2 separate regions of the Homo sapiens genome follow, and region 1 is linked to region 2. A link is an interaction called in ENCODE POLR2A ChIA-PET data of the cell type or tissue named here. Cell type or tissue: PC-3. All regions are shown on one strand. Links, peaks and the distances in the headings refer to the core of each region. The heading gives the core; the rest is flanking DNA. Region 1 overlaps KPNA6 (karyopherin subunit alpha 6). Region 2 overlaps TXLNA (taxilin alpha).

Evidence for each region. ChIA-PET counts read pairs that join two places held together with the same protein. Peaks named below come from ENCODE experiments on the same cell type or tissue, not always from the same donor. Only the 100,000 strongest peaks of a DNase experiment are listed, where the experiment ranks them.
Region 1: POLR2A ChIA-PET joins it to region 2 with 10 read pairs; 22 of 35 experiments call an interaction of 5 or more read pairs at or near these places.

The regions. Positions count from the first base shown.
Region 1 is chr1:32,130,415-32,135,790 of GRCh38, forward strand. All of the region lies in intron 1 of KPNA6 (karyopherin subunit alpha 6), which reads left to right. Among named protein-coding and RNA genes, the nearest start is that of KPNA6, 25 kb to the left of the region's middle. In PC-3, for the core only: no CTCF peak of the experiment used is centred there; a DNase peak (open chromatin) is centred at 3,197; H3K27ac peaks cover 535 bases.
Region 2 is chr1:32,186,831-32,192,206 of GRCh38, forward strand. TXLNA (taxilin alpha) reads left to right here. Exons shown (of 11, transcript NM_175852.4): 5 at 1,124-1,294; 6 at 3,225-3,419. Among named protein-coding and RNA genes, the nearest start is that of TXLNA, 9.8 kb to the left of the region's middle. In PC-3, for the core only: no CTCF peak of the experiment used is centred there; no DNase peak of the experiment used is centred there.

The DNA of each region.
Region 1 (5,376 bases), core at 176-5,175, 56 kb before region 2:
TGACACAGGAAAGGAACTTGTATACTGCAAGTCAGTTGGTTTGATAAGTTGATTTAATCACAAAAGTCATTAACATTGAAGGCATCTCAGGCCAGACGCAGGGTCTCATGCCTGTAATCCCAGCACTTTGGGAGGCCGAGACGGGCAAATCACTTGAGGTCAGGAGTTTGAGACTGCCCTGGCCAACATGGTGAAACCCTGTCTCTACTAAAAATACAAAAATTAGCTGGGCATGGTGGTGCATGCCTGTAGTCCCAGCTGCTTAGGAGGCTGAGGTGGGTGAATCACTTGAACCCCAAGATGGCACCACTGCACTCCAGCCTGGGCGACAGAGTGAGACTCTATCTCAAAGAAAAAAAAAAAGTCACAGGCATCTCAAAGAAGTTCATTAAGAAAGGGCTCATGTGGATCATTGATTTATTTTTATTATCTTAATGTGCTAATTGCTATATATAATGCCTAAAAAGAATAGATAAACATATGCAGAAGAATTAATTTGGACCCCTGCCTCACATCATACACAAAAAATTAACTCACTGGATCAAAGACCTAAATGTAAGAACTAAAACCATAAAATTACTATAAGAAAAAATAGTGGGCCGGGCACAGTGGTTCACACCCATAATCCCAGCACTTTGGGAGGCCAAGGCGGATGGATCACCTGAGGTCAGCAATTCGAGACCAGCCTGGCCAACATGGTGAAACCCCGTCTCTACTAAAAATACAGAAATTGGCCAGGCCTGGTGGCGGGCGTCTGTAATCCCAGCTACTCGGGAGGCCGAGGCAGGAGAATCACTGGAACCTGGAAGGTGGAGGTTGCAGTGAGCCGAGATTGCGCCATTGCACTCCCGCTGGGCGACAAGAGCGAAACTTCATCTCAAAAAGAAGAAATCTTAGGGGTATATCTTCATGGCTTTGGAGTAGGCAATGATTTGTTAGATAAGATGCCAAAGGCTGGGCATGGTGGCTCATGCCTGTAATCCCAACACTTTGGGAGGCCAAGGCAGGAAGATCACTTGAGCCCAGGAGTTCAAGACCAACCTGGGCAACAAAGTGAGACCCTGTCTCTACTTTTATTTTTTAAAGTAAAAAAAGATTTAAAAATTTAAAAAGACACTGAAAACACATACAACCACATACATACATACACACATATATGTATGTGTATATATATTTAAATCTTAAGTCTATACACACACATATATATACATATATACATATATGTATGTGTATATATATATACACACACAACAAAGGAGTTGTGTGTGCGTGTGTATATATATATATATGTATGTGTATATATACTTAAAATTTAAAACTTTTGGCCAGGTACAGTGGCCCACACCTATAATTCCAGCACTTTGGGAGGACAAGTCAGGCAGATTGCTTGACCACTGCACCCCACCTTTTTTTCTTCTAATTTTCTGTCTCCCTATCAGGGAATCCAGCCTGGTCTCCTGTGTGACAGGCAGGGATACTATACAAATGAGGATACATTTTCACTTTCTTGATGGTGTCTTTTATTTACTTTTTATTTTTTATATTTATTTATTTATTTATTTTTTATTTTTTTTGAGACGGAGTCTTGCTCTGTTGCCCAGGCTGTAGTGCAGTGGCGTAATCTCGGCTCACTGCAACCTCCGCTTTCCAGGTAGAAGCAATTCTCCTGCCTCAGCCTCCCAAGTAGCTGGGATTACAGGTATGCACCACCATACCCGGCTAATATTTGTATTTTTAGTAGAGACAGAGTTTCACCATGTTGTCCAGGCTGGTCTTGAACTCCTGACCTCAGGTGATCTGCCCGCCTTGGCTCCCCAAAGTGCGGGGATTACAGGTATGAGTCACCATGCCCGGCCCAGTGGTGTCTTTTAAAGCATTAAAGTGTTTTGTTTTGTTTTGTTTGAGACAGTATCTCACTCTGTTGCCCAGGCTAGAGTGCTGTGGTGTGATCACAGCTCACTACAGCCTCAACCGCAAGGGCTCAGGCAATCCTCCCACCTCCCAGGTAGCTGGGACTATAGGCACATGCCCCCATGTCTGGCTTTTTGTATTTTTTATAGAAATGGGGTTTTGCCATGTTGCCCAGACTGGTCTCAAACTCCTGGGCTCAAGTGATCTGCCTGCCTCAACCTCCCAAAGTGGGAACACAGGCGTGAGCCACCATTTCCAGTCAGTGCAGCCATTTTATTTTAAAAATATGGGGTCCCAGCCCAGCGTGGTGGCTCAAGCCTGTAATCCCAGCACTTTGGGAGGCCGAGGCGGGCAGATCACAAGGTCAGGAGATCGAGACCATCCTGGCTAACACGGTGAAACCCCGTCTCTACTAAAAATACAAAAAATTAGCCGGGCGTGGTGGCAGGCACCTGTAGTCCCAGCTACTCCGGAGGCTGGGACAGGAGAATGGCGTGAACCTGGGAGGCGGAGCTTGCAGTGAGCCAAGATGGCGCCACTGCACTCCAGCCTGGGCGACAGAGCGAGACTCCGTCTCAAAGAAAAAATATATACATATGGGGTCCCACTCTGTTGCCCAGGCTGGTCTCAAACTCCTGGGCTCCGGTGATCCACCTGCCCCAGCCTCCAAAAGTGTTGGGATTACAGATGTGAGCCACGGTGCCTGGCCCCAGAGTATTTTTTTAAGTGGTTGCAGGGCTGGGTGCGGGGTCTCACACCTGTAATCCCAGCACTCTGGGAGGCTAAGGCAGGCAGATCACTTGAGCCCAGGAATTTGAGACTAGCCTGGAAAACATGTTGAAACCTCATCTCTACAAAAAATACGAAAATTAGCCGGGTGTGGTGGTACACACCTGTAGTCCCAGCTACTCAGGAGGCTGAGGTAAGAGGATTGCTTGAGTCTGGGAGGTTGAGGCGGCAGTGAGCCATGATTGCACCACTGCACTGCAGCCTCGGTGACAGAGCAAGACCTTGTCTTAAAAAAAAAAAATTGTGGAGGTTAGAAAGCAGTAGGATAACAAAGTGCTGAAAGAGGCCAGGTGCAGTGGTTCATACCTGTAATCCAGCACCTTGAGAGGCCAAGGCCAGAGGATCACTTGAGCCAAGGAATTCAAAACCAGCCTAGGCAACATCACAAGACCTAGTCTCTACAAAAAAAAAAAAAAAAAAAAAAAAATTACTTGGACATGATGGCATGGGCCTGTGGTCCCAGCTGTGTGGGAGGCTGAGGTAGGAAGATTGCCTCACAAGGTCTAGGCTGCAGGGAGTTGATTGCACTACTGCATTCCAGCCTGTATGACAGAGCAAAAACCTGTCTCAAAAACAAAACAAAACAAAAAAGCAAAGTGCTGAAAGAAAAACCGTCAAGCAAGAATTCTATATCTGGCCAGGCAGCATGGGCGTGGTGGCTCACCCCTGTAATCCCAGCACTTTGGAGGCCGAGGCAGGCGGATCACTTGAGGTCAGGAGTTCGAGACCAGCCTGGCAAACGTGGTGAAACCCCGTCTCTACTAAAAATACAAAAATTAGCCAGGTGCAGCAGCCGGCATCTGTAATCCCAGCTACTGCGGAGGCTGAAGGAAGAGAATTGCTTGAGGCCAGGCGTGGTGGCTCATGCCTGTAATCCCGGCACTTTGGGAGGCTGAAGTGGGTGGATCACCTGAGGTCAGTAGTTCGAGACCAGCCTGGCCAACATGGTGAAACCTCGTCTCTACTAAAAATACAAAATTTTTTTTTTTTTGTATTTAAAAAATGGGTGGTGGGCCCCTGTAGTCCCAGCTACTGGGGAGGCCGAGGCAGGAGAATTGCTTGAACCCAGGAGGCGGAGGTTGCAGTGAGCCGAGATTGCACCATTGCGCTCCAGCCTTGGTGACAGTACAACACTTCGTCTCAAAAAAAAAAAAAAAATTCTATATCTAACAAAACTGCCCTTCTAAAATGAGGGAGAAATTAAGATATTTCCAGATAAACAAAAGCTTAGGGGGGTTGTTACCACTAAACCTGCAGTGACTTAGCCTATGATCTTAGCACTTTAGGAGGCTGAGGCAGGAAGATCACTTGAGCCCAGGAGTTCAAGACCAGCCTGGGCAACATAACAAAACCCCGTCTCTACTCAAAATACAAAAATTAGCCAGATGTGGTGCACGCCTATAATCTCAGCTACCTGGGAGGCTGAGGCAGGAGAATCGCTAGAACCCGGGAGGCAAAGGCTGCAGTGAGCTGAGACCATGCCACTGCACTCAAACCTGGGCAACAGAGCAAGAGTCTGTCTCAAAAAAAAAAAAAAAAGTGCTATAAAAAGAATGTACTGATATATGTTAAAACATGGATGAACCTCAAAATCATTATGCTAAGTGAAAGAAGCCAGTCAAAGACCACATATTGTATGGTTCTATTTAAATGAAATGTCCAGAGCAGGCAAATCTGTAAGAAATAGAAAGTACCTTAGTGATTGTTTACAGCTTAGGTGGGTGAGCATTGGGGGTGACAGCTAAAGAGTAATAGGGTTTCTTTTTTTTAATTTTATTTATTTTTTTTTTACTTTTTTTTTTTTCCTTCGAGATGGAGTCTTGCTCTATTGCCCAGGCTGGAGTGCAGTGGCACAATCTCAGCTCACCACAACCTCTGCTTTCCAGGTTCGAGCAATTTTCCTGCCTCAGCCTCCTGAGTAGCTGGGACTACAGGCACGTGCTACCACTCCTGGCTTATTTATTTATTTACAGACAGAGTTTCACTCTTGTCACCCAGGCTGGAGTGCAGTGGCGCAATCTCAGCTCACCGCAACCTCCACCTCGCGGGTTCAAGTGATTCTCCTGCTTCAGCCTCCCAAGTAGCTGGGATTACAGGCATGCACCACCAGGCCTGGCTAATTTTGTATTTTTAGTAGAGGTGGGGTTTCTCCGTGTTGGTCAGCCTGGTCTTGAACTCCCGACCTCAGGTGATCTGTCCCCCTCAGCCTCCCAAAGTTCTGGGATTACATGTGTGAGCCACCGCGCCTGGCCAATTTATTTTTAGTAGAGACAGGGTTTTGGCATGTTGGCCAGGCTGGTCTCAAACTCCTGACCTCAAGTGATCTGCCTACTTCGGCCTCCCAAATTGCTAGAATTACAGGCGTGAGCCACCATGCTTGGCCATTTTTTTTTTTTTTTTTAGAGGCAGGGTCTAATTATGTTGCCCAGATTGGTCTTGAACTCCTGACCTCAAGTGATCCACCCACTTCAGCCTCCCAAATTGCTAGAATCACAGGTGTGAGCCACCATGCTTGGCCATTTTTTTTTTTTTTTTTAGAGGCAGGGTCTAATTATTTTGCCCAGACTAGTCTTGACCTCTTGGGCTCAAGTGATCTGACTGCCTCAGCCTCCCGAAGTGCTGGAATTACAGGCATTAGCTGCCATGCCTGGCCATAGAGTTATGGGGTTTTTTTTT
Region 2 (5,376 bases), core at 251-5,250:
AATTGACATGTGGCCAGTTTGAATTTGAACATGCTATAAATGTAAGATACACATCAGCTTTTGAAGACTTAAGCAAAAACAAAGAATATAAAACATCTTTTTGTGAGAGAGTGTCTCAGTCACCCAGGCTGGAGTGCAGTGGCGTGATGTCCTGCTTCCAGGTTCAAACGATTCTCCTGCCTCACAGCCTCCTGAGTAACTGAGATTACAGGCGCATGCCACCAAACTGGCTACTTTTTTGTATTTTTTTTTTAGTAGAAACGGTTTCACCATGTTGGCCAGGCTGGTCTTGAACTCCTGACCTCAAGTGATCTGCCTGCCTCAGCCTCCCAAAGTGCTGGGATTACAGGCATGAGCCACCACTCCCGGCCTCACTTTTTTACATTGATTCCGTGTTGAAATTGTAATGTTTTGGATATTAGGTTAAATACATATATTACTAAAATTAATTTCACCTGTTTTTTACTTTTTTAGTGCGGCCAGTAGAATATTTTTAATTACTTATGTGGTTTGCATTATATTTCTGTTGTACAGGCCTGGATAGGGTCATGGGAGGGGAACTGAGCTGGGGAAAGGAGTGGGTTTGTGGAAGAGGTGATGGACTGTGAGGCCAGGGAGTTAGAAGGATTATCTGTTGATACTGAAGTGGCCACAAATGAGAAAAGTAATTGTGTTGGGGAGAGCGCTGATGAACGCAGCGCTAACGTTTTGAAGGAATGCGAGGGAGCGATGGGGGTCTGTCTGTTAATAGGCACAAGGTACGGTAGCAGGTGGTCTCATCCTCGGGCATGAGTGTCCAGCAAGTTGGGGAAATGCAACAGCTTGAAGTGGCTCTAGTGGCCCAGAGTCAGAGCTGGAATAGGAATTGGCATCTGCTGGCTGTGTGGCCCCTGCTTGCCCTAGTGAGTTACCATTTCTCTGTCCCTACGGTGGAGCCTTTGGGGTTATTGTGAGTTCATGGGAGGAGCGTGTAAGCACCGGCACAGCATCAGCCCATGAGAGTGCTCCTGGCCTGAGAGGGTAAGGGTCAGGGCAGCTCAGGAGACCCTAGACCTGCATAGTGATCCCCCCACCAGGAAGGCCCCACAAGATGCTCACCTGCCCTCCCTATCCCTGTCCCCAGCTGGAGGAGCACCGGAATTCACAGAAGCAGATGAAGCTCCTACAGAAAAAGCAGAGCCAGCTGGTGCAAGAGAAGGACCACCTGCGCGGTGAGCACAGCAAGGCCGTCCTGGCCCGCAGCAAGCTTGAGAGCCTATGCCGTGAGCTGCAGCGGCACAACCGCTCCCTCAAGGTAGGCCTGGGCCCCCTGGAACAGGTGACTCTGGTTTCCTTGACTTCCACTTAATGTTTCTTTCATGGGCTTTCCTCTTAAAAAGTAGTGCAGGCTAGGGCCAGGCGCAGTGGCACACATAAGTGATTAAAAATCTTCTGGCCACTAAAAAACAGAAATTAATTTTAGTAATATACTTAACCCAATATCCAAAACATTACAATTTCAACATGAAATCAGTGTAAAAAAGCAAGGCTGGGTGTGGTGGCTCACACCTGTAATCCCAACACTTTGGGAGGCTGAGGTGGATGGATCACTTGAGGCCAGGAGTTTGAGACCAACCTGGTCAACGCAGTGAAACCCCATTCTACTAAAAATACAAAAATTAGCCGAGTGTGCTGGCAAATGCCTATAATCCCAGCTACTCAGGTGGCTCAGGCATGAGAATTGCTTGCACCTGGGAGGCTGAGGTTGCAGTGAGCCGAGATTGCATCACTGCATTACAGCCTGGGCAACAGAGTGAGACTCAGTGTCCAAAAAAAAAAAAAAGTAGTGCAGGCTTGTGGCATAGAAATACACTTTCTCAATAATGCCTTACGTTAAGAGAGTACTGCTTGTAATCATTTGACATGTATTAGATAAGGTGAAGGATAAAGTACTAAGAGAATCCATAATGCACTGGCGTTAGTATTTCTCAATGAAATGACAGTCCCCTGGTAAGCGGAGGCCTGGCTCTGACAAGCAGCTCTTGTCCCAGACGTTGGTCAGTCAGGAACCTGGGTCCTTCCCATGTTCTGCTGCTTCTATGGTGAGGTCAGTCTGTGGTTACACCAAGTTTAAATACAGCCTTTTAACTTTCTTTTTTATATGTAAAATCTTACATGTAGTTTTTAGAATGAAATTATTATACATGTACCATTTCATATCCTGTGCCTTTTTTTCACTTTACATAACATTTTTCCCTATCAGTATGTGTAGGGCTATCTTCTCATTATATGGATATATTATATCAGTGCCCTAGTTAAAGCATTTTGGGGGTTGTTTACAATTTTTCATTATTACATATAGAACTATAGTGAAAATTCTTGTTATATTTATCACTGGTCAGTTATATAGAACTTATCTGTAGGATAAGTCATGGAATTGAAATGGCTAGGTCACAGTATATGCAGATTTTTCATTTTAATAGATTTTGCTGGATTGCCTTCCAGTGAGGGGGCAGTGTGCCTTCCCCATCAAAAGTGTTGAGTGCCTAATTCTGCACAACTTTGCAAACCCTGGGTGTTACTAAATTTTAACAGCTTGGTCTCTGGGGGTACAGAGGGGACAAATGCACATTAATCTGAAATCTGGAAGAATAGGCCTTAGGAGATCCGACTTGCTTCAGAATGGCACTTAGCACTTACATGTGTGCATGTGTGCCTGCATTTTTTCTTCCTTTTTTTTTTTTTGGGGACGGAGTCTTGCTCTGTGGCCCATCGCCCAGGCTGGAGTGCAGTGGCGCGATCATAGCTCACCACAACCTCCGCCTCCCAGGTTCAAATGACTCCTCTGCCTCAGCCTCCCAAGCAGCTGGGACCACAGGTGCACACCATCACGCCGGCTAATTTTTGTATTTTAGTAGAAACGGGGTTTCACCATATTGGCCAGGCTGGTCTCAAACTCCTGACCTCGTGATCCGCCCACCTCAGCCTCCCAAAGTGCTGGGATTACAGGCGTGAGCCACCGCGCCTGCCATGTGCCTGCATTTTTCTAGGGGGAGAATCTCACTTGATGTCACCTGATATACAGAGGGGCCCATTGGAACCCGCATTGCACAACATCCTGGAGTCTGGCTACTCCACGCTTTGGGAGCAGGGAGGGCTGTTGGCAGAGACCATCTGTGGACTAGCTGGGGGACCCTTGTGAGGTAGCAGTGGATGATGGCTCTCGGGCTGACTTCTTTGCCCAGGAAGAAGGTGTGCAGCGGGCCCGGGAGGAGGAGGAGAAGCGCAAGGAGGTGACCTCGCACTTCCAGGTGACACTGAATGACATTCAGCTGCAGATGGAACAGCACAATGAGCGCAACTCCAAGCTGCGCCAAGAGAACATGGAGCTGGCTGAGAGGCTCAAGAAGCTGATTGAGCAGTATGAGCTGCGCGAGGAGGTAAGGGTATCACGGACAGCAGTCATGGCCCAGAAATTGTGAGGTTTTGAGTGTGTGCTAGGCACTGGGACAGTACCTTTTCAGGCTTCATCCCATTCTCCCTTTCTTCCTCCTCCTCCTCCTTGGGAGGAGAGTAATGTTATTCCTCATAGATAAAAAACAGGTGTGGAGAAGAGACTCACTTACAGCCACACAGCCCCAGGTCCACAGTGCCTTGTCCCAAATGACTGGGCCAGGCATCTTTTGGAATTAGAACTATCCACATTTTAGAATGGAGGTACATGTATGGACTGTGTGTTATATAGCACCCTCAGCAGGGCCTTGGGGAAGCCAGACACATTAATGTATTTATGCAGTAGAACTTCCAAATACTCACCTACATTATGGGCTTACAATGATGCAGGTCAAGTCTGGCTGCCAGCTTATGACAATTTCCATTTTCAGAACTTTGTAGAATTTGGAATTGCAGGGGAGGGGTGTACCTGTGATCAGTGATGGACTCCAGAGACTGTGTCCACTGATTCCTTGCTGCTCCTGCCACTCAAAAGGCAGAATTTATCAGGCTGGGCGTGGTGGCTCATGCCTGTAATCCCAACACTTTGGGAGGCCAAAGCGGGCGGATCACCTGAGGTCAGGAGTTCAAGACCAGCCTGGCCAACATGGTGAAACCCTGTCTCTACTAAAAATACAAAAAATTAGCCAGGTGTGGTGGTGCACGGCTGTAGTCCCAGCTACTCAGGAGGCTGAGGCAGGAGAATTGCTTGAACCCAGGAGGCAGAGGTTGCAATGAGCCAAGATTGTGCTACTGCACTCTAGCCTGGGTGATATACCGAGACTCCATCTCAAAAAAAAAAAAAAAAAAAAGCAGGATGTCACTCCCTTTGTCACTGCGTTGGCTGCCACCCCAGGCACTTGAATCTTTGGATCTTCCCTGCCAGTCACCTGGCTGTTCTGGGCGCGTTCTCATCATGAGAAGGGAGACCTGCAGCCCCCTTACAGGGCTGGCAGAGGACCTGCTCTGGATTAGGCCCTTTCCTAGCCCCTGGGGTGTGGCAGTGGGTGAGACCGGGAAGATCTGCCCTCTTAGGTTCATAGGCCAAAGTGATGATCGTGTGTGCAGGACCTAGAGGGCGCTCCCCTGACCCACCCCTTTCCTTGCCATACTTCATCCTCTGGGAACAAAGCTGCTTGTTTGGTTTGAGGGGAGTTGGTTTGGTTCTTATCCCTCAGCGCTGAGACATAGAGGCTTCCTGGGCCACTACAGTGAGACACGAACTTCAAGAATCTGAATACCCCCGTTTTCTCTCCCCGCCAAGGCAAAAAAGGACTTAGTACTACCTGTGGAGAAGGAGGTGCAGGACTACCAGGCCCTGCTGCTTTGCATTTACAGCCCTCCCCAGACAGACACAGGCACCCTCATCATACCCAAACTGGACTTACCTGCTAGGCACCTTCCCTTCCCCATCCAAAAAAATGGAGTTATTTTCCCTTATTTCAGCAAGTCCAGTTGATTTTACCTTTGAAGTAGCACCTGAGTCCTTCACCTTCTCTCCATCCCTTCTCTCTCACCTGACACAGGTCTGCAGCGCTCCTCTAGTAGGCAGGACAGCCATTCCTTGGGGATGCACATGTCTAGTCTTTGCCTAGATATGGCAAGTCTTTGCCAACTGAGCTAGGCTGTTATGTTCTTAGAGGCATTGTTTTTGCCCATTCTTCCCATTTACAAGAGAATCAGGGACACAGAAGTGAGGGCTTCCAGCCCCATAGGTGATCAATCCTGGGGTCAGAGATTTGAGTGTGTTTATTGCTTGCCTTCTTGGGAGCAGATTCCATCCATAAACCATGTGCTTACCAAGGTCTGACTCACTGGGAGAGAAACGACGTGAGGTTGGAAAGCTGACCTTCCAGAGACTTGGGGCCCATGTTGTGTGGTACACATGGGAGTCCATCATATCAG